Linked DNA regions of Homo sapiens: region 2 is linked to region 1. Evidence: read pairs that join two places in POLR2A ChIA-PET (ENCODE). Cell type or tissue: PC-3. All regions are shown on one strand.

Region 1 (5,000 bases):
ATGGATGTCTTTTGATTTATTTAAGCCTTCTTTAATTTTTCTCAACAATGTATTGTATAAGTTTTCAATATGGAAGTCTTATTCTTCCTTTGTTAAGTTTATCTCAGAGTATTTTGTTCATTTTGATGCTGTTGTAAATGGGATTGTTTTCTGAAGTTTATTTTCAGGATGTTCATTGCTACTATGTGGAAATACAGTTTATTTTTATATAACTATATTGTATATTTATGTGTTGTATCCTGCAGCCTTGCCGAACTCCTTGATTAGTTCTAATTGATTTTTGTGCATTTTTAGAATTTTCTATATGCAAGATCATGTCATCTGCAAATAGAGGTTGTTTTACTTCTTCCTTTCCAATCTGGATGTCTTTTTTATCTTTTGTCTAATTGCTTTGGCTAGAACCTCTAGTACAATGTAGTATCAAATGGCCATGTATTGCCATTTTTATGAAACAGTGATAGGACATAAAATATTTTATATTACTCAATATTAGAATATGGTGGCTGCATGAAATTAGTCACACCCTATTTGTAGGACAATAATTGGGGCCGTTCTGATCTAGTAGTATAAAAACAATTAATTTTTTCCACATTGATTAAAGAACATTTTCACAATTTCCTTTTTTTTTTTCTTTCCAGGTTTTCTCAAACAATGATGAAGGCCTTATTAACAAAAAGTTACCCAAAGAACTTCTGTTAAGGTAAATGTAGATAAATTCTGGATGAAGAGTTTAGATCTGATTTAGTCATCAAGTTCCAAGACTATCTTCTTTCTCACTGTGAGTCCATAGCATAGAAAAACAGACAGAATTAGCCTAACTGACTTTTTGTTTTTGTTTTATAGAATGCTGTTCAGCTTGTTGTTAAATTTTACTTGGTCTAATCCAGAATGTACTAAGTATGTACATAGCATTGGTCTGGATTCTTTTTGTAATGTGGTAAGTATTGTAATAATCTTCAGTAGGTGCCATTGTTTTGTTTTCAGTAGATAATCGTGATGAAGTCAGTAATATGAGGAGACATTATTGCAAGGTTGTGAGCTCCTGAAGTCATAAAGTTTTTGATGTTTTCAGACAAATGAGTTTTAAAATAAATGCAAAAAATAAGCACAGTTATGATATGTTCTTAGCACTTAAAATGCTGTCAACCCCAAGTATTGGTATGTTTTTATTCATATGAGAAGTATAAGTGACAGTAGTATAAAATAGGCTTTTTGTCTTTTGTTTCTGGCATCACTGAATATACAGTAAATGTTATTTTGGTTGTTGTTTTTACTAAGTAAAGCTATCAGCAAACATTTGTTGGCCTGGAGGCACTTCAGTTTTCTTTAGTATTATGCAATCATCAAAAGAAATCTTATTTTAAGGCCAGGAGTGGTAGCTCATGTCTGTAATCCCAGCACTTTGGGAGGCTGAGGTGGGTAGATCACTTGAGGCCGGGAATTTGAGACCAGCCTGGCCAATGTGGTGAAACCCTGTCTCTACTAAAAATACGAAACAATTAGCCAGGCGTGGTGGTGCACGCCTGTAATCCCAGCTACTGGGGAGGCTGAGGCATAAGAATTGGGAGGCTGAGGCAGGAGAATCATTTGAAGCTAGGAGGCAGAGGTTGCAGTGAGCCTAGCCTGTGCTAACTGCACTCTAGCCTGGGTGACAGAGTGAAACTCTGTCTCAAAAAAAAAAAAAAAAAAAAAAGCTTATTTTTGTTTTAGATGTTGTTATATTTTAATTCTTTATGAGGAATTAATAGGTGTACACATGGTAATCCTTGATAGTCATTCCCCTAACTGTTTCTCTTATCACTGATACTCCACAAAACAACAGCAACAGAAACCAGATTTTGTGATCAAATAACTATAGGAAACAAACTGTAGTCCTATAGGGTTAACAAAACCTATAGGACTTCACAGGGCCTTAATAGGCTAATGTGCATGGCGATGATACAAGTTGGGTAATTGTGCCATTTCAAACTTACTGACAATGGAATCCTTTTATTTTTTTAATTTTATTTATTTATTTATTTATTTATTTTGGTGAGATGGAGATTTACTCTTGTTGCCCAGGCTGGAGTGCAATGGCATGATCTCGGCTCACCGCATCTTCCGCCTCCCAGGTTCAAGCGATTCTCCTGCCTCAGCCTCCTGAGTAGCTGGGATTACAGGCATGTGTCACCACGCCCAGCTGATTTTTGTATTTTTAGTAGAGACGGGGTTTCACTGTGTTGCCCAGGCTGATCTCGAACTCCTGATCTCAGGTAATCCGCCCGCCTCGGCCTCCCAAAGTGTTGGGATTACAGGCGTGAGCCACTGCGCCCGGCCGGAATCCTTTTAATATTCCACAGAAAATTTGGGGGAAATGCTGACATACAATAAGAGATTGACCAGATGACTCCATTCCCTGGCTGTACTAAATCTCACTTTAACATTTGGGGAATGACTATGAGTTTTGTTTAAATATTGGGAATAATTATTTTCATCTCTTCCCAAGTTCACCACAGAACCACTTTGTAGATGCCACAGATTACTCACATTTGCTGTCATCAGGTTATTAAGACATTTTTCCTTCAGTTAGAAATGGGGTAAGGACTTAGCTTCTTTGTGGTAGTGATCACATTTCAGGGACTTCAGAGGGTGTTTCATTAGTCATCAGGTGTTGTTTGACACTGTTGTCATGAGCTCCTTCTCAGTTGATTAAAAAAACTGAGACAGGATTGTATGAAAAATATCAATTATATTTTCCAATAAGACAAATATTTGGATAAGAGAGAATGTTCTTTGGCATTTTTGACAAGTTTAAGGTAAGAAAGTGGTGACAAGAAAGAAATGTATGTTTGCCATATAAACCCAAAAGGCTTTGCTCAAGCACAGTAAGTTGTTAGAAGCAATACCGCTGTGTCCCGGTGGGCAGATTGTCACTATACAACTGCACGGATGCCATCCACATTGACTACAGTGTAGATGGTGCCCCCTAGGATTATGCAGTGCTTGCAGTCTGGGTCTGAACATTTCTCTAGAGTGGGCATCAAGCTGTAATCTAAATATGGTATTCTTACCCTGGGGAATCATAAGCAGCTTCAGGCAGGCCCATGTTGGTCACTAAACATTAGGGTGTGATTAAACTCCACCCTTCTCATGCATACTTCTGCTGTGACTCAAGGCTACTAACTGAATGGTTTTTTCCTTCTGGTGGGGTTTGCTTTTGTACTCCACTGAGCCATAGAACAGTTTCTGTCTGTTGATACCAAAAAAATAAAAAGGAATTATATCACTTTCTATGGTAGTGTGATTTCTAAACTGCAGTCTTGGAAACTTCAGTTCTTTTAAAGATCCATGATGGACTCAGCTGTTAGGAATTCTGGAGGTTGTCATCACTACTTATAGCTTTTGAATCATGCCATAAAGCTCATACATAGATCACTTTTCAGAAAGAATTGCCATTTGTGAGCAAATGTTAATGTCTCTTCATAGACTTATGTTCCCACTTGTATTCTTATTTCAGAGTCTGTAAGGGGAATTTAAAATATTGCCACTACAGATCTTCTCCAACTTGTGAGTCTCAAAATTAACTCTAGCCAACCATGTATTTTAATTTAAGAATTTTTTGCTGGCCTTTAAATCATTTCTGTCATTTTACTTTCAGACTTTCCATTCTCTGTGTAGCTTTCCCCCTTTTCCTAGCTATGCTTTCTTTTTTTTTTTTTTTTGAGACGGAGTCTCGCTCTGTTGCCCAGGCTGGAGTGCAATGGCGCAATCTTGGCTCACTGCAAGCTCCACCTCCCGGGTTCACGCCATTCTCCTGCCTCAGCCTCCTGTGTAGCTGGGACTACAGGTGCCCGCCACAACGCCCAGCTAATTTTTTTTTTTTTGTATTTTTAGTAGAGACAGGGTTTCACCGTGGTCTCGATCTCCTGACCTTGTGATCCGCCCGCCTTGGCCTCCCAAAGTGCTGGGATTACAGGTGTAAGCCACTGCGCCCGGCCTTTCCTAGCTACCCTTTCTAAGAAAAATGTTGAAGAAGGGTTTGAACCAGATTTCCTAAGCATCCATCTTCATCATTAGTTAATTCCACAACATTGGGTGTAACAAAGCCCCCACCTCATGAAGCTTAAATCTTTATTATTTTCTGCTCAGTTAAATTATGTCTTCATTGTCTACCCTTGGCTTATATTTTTATTTCATATTGTAGACTTCTTTGGGACAGTGTAGTCTGTTGTTCCTAATCTTGTTGAATTCCTATTCACCTTCAGTCTTACTTCCTCAATACATGTGAATTCTTTGACTTTGAGACAGACCTATTTGCTTTCAGTCCAGATCATTTTCTCTTCTGCCACTTTTGACTGCTTCTGTTACTGCCATCTTTAATTCTCAACTAGCTTCCAATACTGATCACATCAACCGAAGCTTCAGCTTCCCCTTTGGAACCATTAACAAGCATAATCTGGAATAATATGCTGCTTTTCATCTCTCTGTTATCACTTTGAATCCACTCAGAAAAATCTATGTTTTCTTTTCATCTGATTTTATTGATAGTTTTACGAATATATATTATTTACAGATTCCTTCTCTACTACCCATTTTTAGTTTGTTACTGAACAAGTTTTTACAGTTTTGCTTTTTAAAATCCAGCTCTTGCTCATAAATTAAGGCTACTGAAGTTTTTTCCCTACCCTTTGCTCTCACATAGCCCAACAAACAGCTTTTAGTATTATTCTTCCTGGGGAGTCAGTCACATAATTTTTATAACAGTGGAAGTACTTAATTTGTTGCAACCATTATCTATTAGTGAGTTGGAGTATCCTTGCATATATTTTTTCACATTGTTATTGTCCATATTACTGTTGGAATCAGACTTTCTGGGTTCAGATTTCAACTCTTCTTATTTATTAGTTGTGTGACCTTAGTTACTTAACTCTCTGGGCCTTAATTTGCCCATCTATAAAATGGGAATAGTAATAGTTCTTACCTTATGGGGTTGTTGTTCTTAGAGTACCTGGCATGTAAGT
Region 2 (5,000 bases), 61 kb after region 1:
TGCTTTTCACTAGAAAATGATTGTAGCCTATATTGTAGGATGGCATCTATGCAGTCAGTATCCCATGGTACTGCATGTGGGTGCATTATTGTAGGGTACAACACTTTCATGTTTTATGATTCTACTCTTCTTCCCTGAGTCCGTGGATTTTTATCTCACCACCGATTGTTGCCTTTGAAGAATTTTGAGGAACATTATAGGTGGCTGTTCGCCATCTTAACCACTCTCCCCCTTCCACACTCAGAGGCACAGACTCTCATATTTACTTTCCAGGACTCTGAAAACTGAGGCACTACTCTTGTTCCTGACTTCAACCCTGTCCACCCTTCTTCTCACAGAAAAGCTGCCCTTTGTTTTTAGCTGTCACTCTGCAGTGCTGAGGCGCACACGGCTGTTTGCTCACATACTATGAGCAGCAGCTCCTCTCCTTGACTGCCAGAATGTCGAGGCTTCACTCAGTCCCCTGCCATGCTGGCAGCTACTGCTTCCTCTAAGGCATTACTGATGCCAACCAAGATTTTGTTTGCTTCTGTCTGCTTTTCTTCCCCCCACCTCTTCCCGCCCCATCTTTCCTATGTTCTCTGGCTCCTTGGCTTTTGCTTAGGAAAAACTGATCACTTATAGACTTTGCCAACTAATGAGCTCCATCTTTCTGCCAGGCAAACAAATACTTCAAACCAAATGGGCTTTGTCATCAAGCTTTTTTTGACAGTGTTATTTGAGGCTCAGGCATCTGAGCCTGTTCAGTGCATCTACCACCAAAAGAGGGCTTATGCTAGAGAGTTGGTCTTCAAATAGAACCAGTTATGGTCTTTCCTGTGTCCATTACTTAGAACAAGGGAAATATAAGCTTAATGAGTTCTAAGGTAATTTGTATTGTGTGTCCAAAATAGCTTCTGAACATGCAAACACTTAATATTTCACTGTAGTGATGTAAAGTTATAGTGCACTTGTATATTTCAGATTGAGGAATCTTGAAAAAACTTATGTATCCAGGTGGCGGATTAGAGTTTATCTTTCAAGTTATAATTATCCTGAAATGTTAACACCATCTCGTTTTTGTGTTTTTTTCCTCTCTCTGTAGAATATTTTCCTTCTTGGATATAGTAACTTTGTGCCGATGTGCACAGATTTCCAAGGTAGAGTATTCACCAGATTTTTTAATCAATAAATATCAAGTTTTATTAGAATGAGTTTTAGTTCAAATTACTGAAAATTAAAATTTTATTATCTTTTATACTTAATATAACATAATGGTATAATTTTGCATTTGATGATTAACTTAATATACATCAAAAATAGGAGTTTGGAAATAAAGGTTAATCAAGACTTTCTTTAATAGTCTCAATAAATGTGTTTCTTTCATCCCAATCCCTCTTCCTTTACCTCCCACCTTCCAGGCTTGGAACATCTTAGCCCTGGATGGAAGCAACTGGCAAAGAATAGATCTTTTTAACTTTCAAACAGATGTAGAGGTAAGTTAGCTTTGGTTTAGACAAAAAACTTTTTAAAAATATGAGTAGCTGTTCCCCCTTTCCTGACTTTTTATTTTACTGCATTTAGATCTAATATTAAAGTGCTGAGGTAGAACAGAAAGAAGAAAAACTGGAAGGGATTTGCATACATCAAAACAAAACCCTGCTTGCATTTTAAATTGTATCAGTAACAGATTTTTTTCCCTTGTTTATGTTTATAGTCTGAATTTTACTACTCAGCTTTTTAAAGCCACACACCTGCATCATTATCACCTGGTTCAGTGCTTTAACCTTAGGAGACTTGACAAATACTTATTGATCTAGAAAATCCACCGAGAATTCTAATTCAGCATCAAAAGTGGAGAAATGGCAGAAGCAGAAGCCCAAGAGTGAGGCTGGAGATCTAAAGTGTCACCCTAGCTTGGCCACTTAAGTCATATAATCTCTCAGTATTCTGTTTTATTATCTATAAAATAAAGTAATAATTAAGTCTTATACAATTATTATATACAGAATATATAAGATTCTGATATATTTATCTGTAAATATGTAAATATCTCCATTTAAGTGTGGTAAACCTGATGAAATGAGGAAAGTTTATGTTAAAACAACTTTGATATTCAATACTAAATTTCTAACCAAAAAGAAAGTTTAGGCAGGGAATAAAAAAAGAGCATTGTACTTAGGAATTGTCTGAAGTGCTGGTTTGAGGGTCTTGAGATTCTGAAGTTTATTTTCTACCTAATATAAAACCTAATTGATTTCCAGTTTAGCAAACTTACAGTAGTGGAAATGCATTTTAATTTAGTTACTCACATAGTATGTTTGCTATGTGTTTTTACCAAGATGTATATATTGGTTTTTTTTTGTTTGTTTTGGATAAGGAAATGAATGTGTTTAACAGTAGGATTGAGCTAAGCAATTTCCTGCTAGCTACTTAACCTGGCTTGACCTAGACAAACTAATGATCTAGGTCAGTTGTGGAGACTCTTCACCTCCTTCTCTAGGTTACTTACTGCCTGAGAGTCTCTGGTTCTCATCTTAAACCAGTGGAGCACAATACTTACAGTAAGTGGGGCAGAGCAGAAGATTTCCCTTTATTAAATAAAGGGGGAAACCCCTTATTTCTGTCATATTGTGGTGCTCTGCTCTTGGAAGGGGGCAGGGACCTCAAGGATTCACGCCCATCCTGGAAAGATAAGCTCTAGTTCCTGGCTTAACACTGTAGTTTCTGAATTAGGTGTTCTTTAGTGCTCTTTTGAGACTTAACAGCAGTGATTACAATAGTACTCCACCTAAACATGCCAGCATTCCATGCCAGTGAATATAATTGCCCTTCAAACTGATCATACCTAACTCTTTGTTCACTATGTTTACTTAGTGATGATGTGGAGGACATTTAATTTCTAAAAATTGTAGTCATTTCTACTGACCACAAAGTAGAGTTATTGTTTTGAAAAAATTGAGCAAAATACTTACTCTTTTTCTGTGGTTCTTCATGTCTCCTCAATTTTGATGACTTTTCCAACCATACAACTTTTTTGGAAAGCACATGAAGAACTTTTTTTTTTTTTTTTTTTTTTTTTTTTTTTGAGACAGAGTCTCGCTCTGTCACCCAGGCTGGAGTGCAGTGGCGTGGTCTCGGCTCACTGCAAACTCCACCTCCTGGGTTCATGCGATTCTCCTGCCTCAGCCTCCCATGTAGCTGGGACTACAGGCGCCTGCCACCACGCCCGGCTAATTTTTTTTTTTTTTTTTTTTGTATTTTTAGTAGAGACGGGGTTTCACCATGTTAGTCAGGATGGTCTCGATCTCCTGACATCGTGATCCGCCCGCCTCGGCCTCCCATGAACTTTTAAAGTCAGGCTGGGTGCAGTGGCCCACACCTGAAATCCCAACACTGTGGGAGGCCATGGCGGGCAGATCACTGGAGCCCAGGAGTTCAAGACCAGCTTGGGCAACATAGCAAAACTGCGTCTCTACAAAAAAATGAAAAAACAAAAGTTAGCCAGGCACAATGGCACATGCCTGTAGTCCTGGCTACTCAGGAGGCTGAGGTGGGAGGATCACCTGAGCCCAGGGGGCAGAGGTTGCAATGAGCTCTGATTGTGCCATTGCACTCTAGCCTGGGTGACAGAGTGGGGCCCTGTCTCAAAAAAAAAATTATTTTGATATTAAAAAGTACTACTATTTCAAGTAAATATCACTACCTTGTGCATTATTTGATTACAAGATTTTAGCTGACTGCTGACTTTCAGCTAACTGCCATATAAACACATCCCAGAAATACTTAAAAGTATATCCACCAAAGGGGAAGCCAGTTTATGGTTTACCAGTTATATAAAGAATTGTATGTGAAAACCTAAAATAGCTGGCACCAGAGTTTCAATCTAGTCATAACACTTAGCTTCCCTTTTGGGCTAGCCCCCTTGGTCCACCCTAGATTATGAACCAGTCTTGGGGTCTGCCATAGTCCTTAAACAAGACCCTTTGGAGGATGCTTGCCCTAGGAAGCATTTTATGGATAGTCTTAAAAATATGCACTTTGGGAAGGAAATGGTAACTTTTGGATATGGTTGAGAGAAAAGAGAAGTTGCCAAGGATCAGGATCAACACACTAATAATATTTGTTGTGTGCCTGACACTGTTGTAAGTACCATATTAAAGAAACTGAGGCAAAGAAAAGGTTGAGTAACTTACCCAAGGTCACTCACCTACTAAGAGGAGACTGTAGGTATCTTGAACGGTGGGTTGCATGACTGGCACATGAAGAAAAGGCAGAGTAAAGCATCTAGGTGACAAGTGCACACGGTACCTTCCTTCCTCATCACTCTTTCCTGAATACGTGTAGTTTACCTGAAGTTTGGGTTGGCATTTTCTGTGCCTTTAAAACTTGGACATTTTGTTGTCAGTGTCTTCATGGTTATTGAAGATTGTGCTAGGCCAAAAATGAGAAATAACTAAGTAGTGTGTGAATCTAAAAGTGATAACTCCAGGGGTCTTTAGCCCATTTTAGGGCTTATTTTTCTCTAAAGCCCTTCATTCTAAAAGCATGCCTATAACATATTGTCTAGTAGATAAGACACAGAGTCACTGGCTTGAATATTGCACTGAAATGGATTTGCATTTTCCCCCTCTTAGTTGGAAACAGTGGAACAGAAAATTGTGTATGTAGTTTTGTATTCCAGTACAAGAACTTTGCCCCAAAAGGGGAGGACTAGAAAGTTTATATAAATGTTACTAACTTGATATTCCCCATCCTGTGTCCATGTGTTCTCATTGTTCAATTCCCTGTATACATATGTAACAAACCTGCACATTGTGCACATGTACCCTAAAACTTAAAGTATAATAATAATAAAATTTAAAAAAATGTTACTAACTTGAAATGGAGAAGAGTATATTAGGTGCTCTATTTGTAGACATTGGTGTAGAGCTGCTTTTTTTTTTCCTGTTTATTAGGTACTTAAATATATATCTTTGATTTCTAAGTCATAATCTTTTTCCCCCTGGTGACAAAGATTT

The links. ChIA-PET counts read pairs that join two places held together with the same protein. Peaks named below come from ENCODE experiments on the same cell type or tissue, not always from the same donor. Only the 100,000 strongest peaks of a DNase experiment are listed, where the experiment ranks them.
Region 2: POLR2A ChIA-PET joins it to region 1 with 10 read pairs; 4 of 35 experiments call an interaction of 5 or more read pairs at or near these places.

The regions. Positions count from the first base shown.
Region 1 is chr3:33,297,026-33,302,025 of GRCh38, forward strand. It overlaps FBXL2 (F-box and leucine rich repeat protein 2), which reads left to right. Exons shown (of 15, transcript NM_012157.5): 2 at 639-700. Among named protein-coding and RNA genes, the nearest start is that of FBXL2, 22 kb to the left of the region's middle. In PC-3, no CTCF peak of the experiment used is centred here; DNase peaks (open chromatin) are centred at 2,566 and 3,126; H3K27ac peaks cover 1,667 bases.
Region 2 is chr3:33,357,883-33,362,882 of GRCh38, forward strand. FBXL2 (F-box and leucine rich repeat protein 2) reads left to right here. Exons shown (of 15, transcript NM_012157.5): 3 at 1,085-1,139; 4 at 1,401-1,475. Among named protein-coding and RNA genes, the nearest start is that of UBP1, 80 kb to the right of the region's middle. In PC-3, no CTCF peak of the experiment used is centred here; DNase peaks (open chromatin) are centred at 2,459 and 2,799; H3K4me3 peaks cover 1,305 bases; H3K27ac peaks cover 2,813 bases.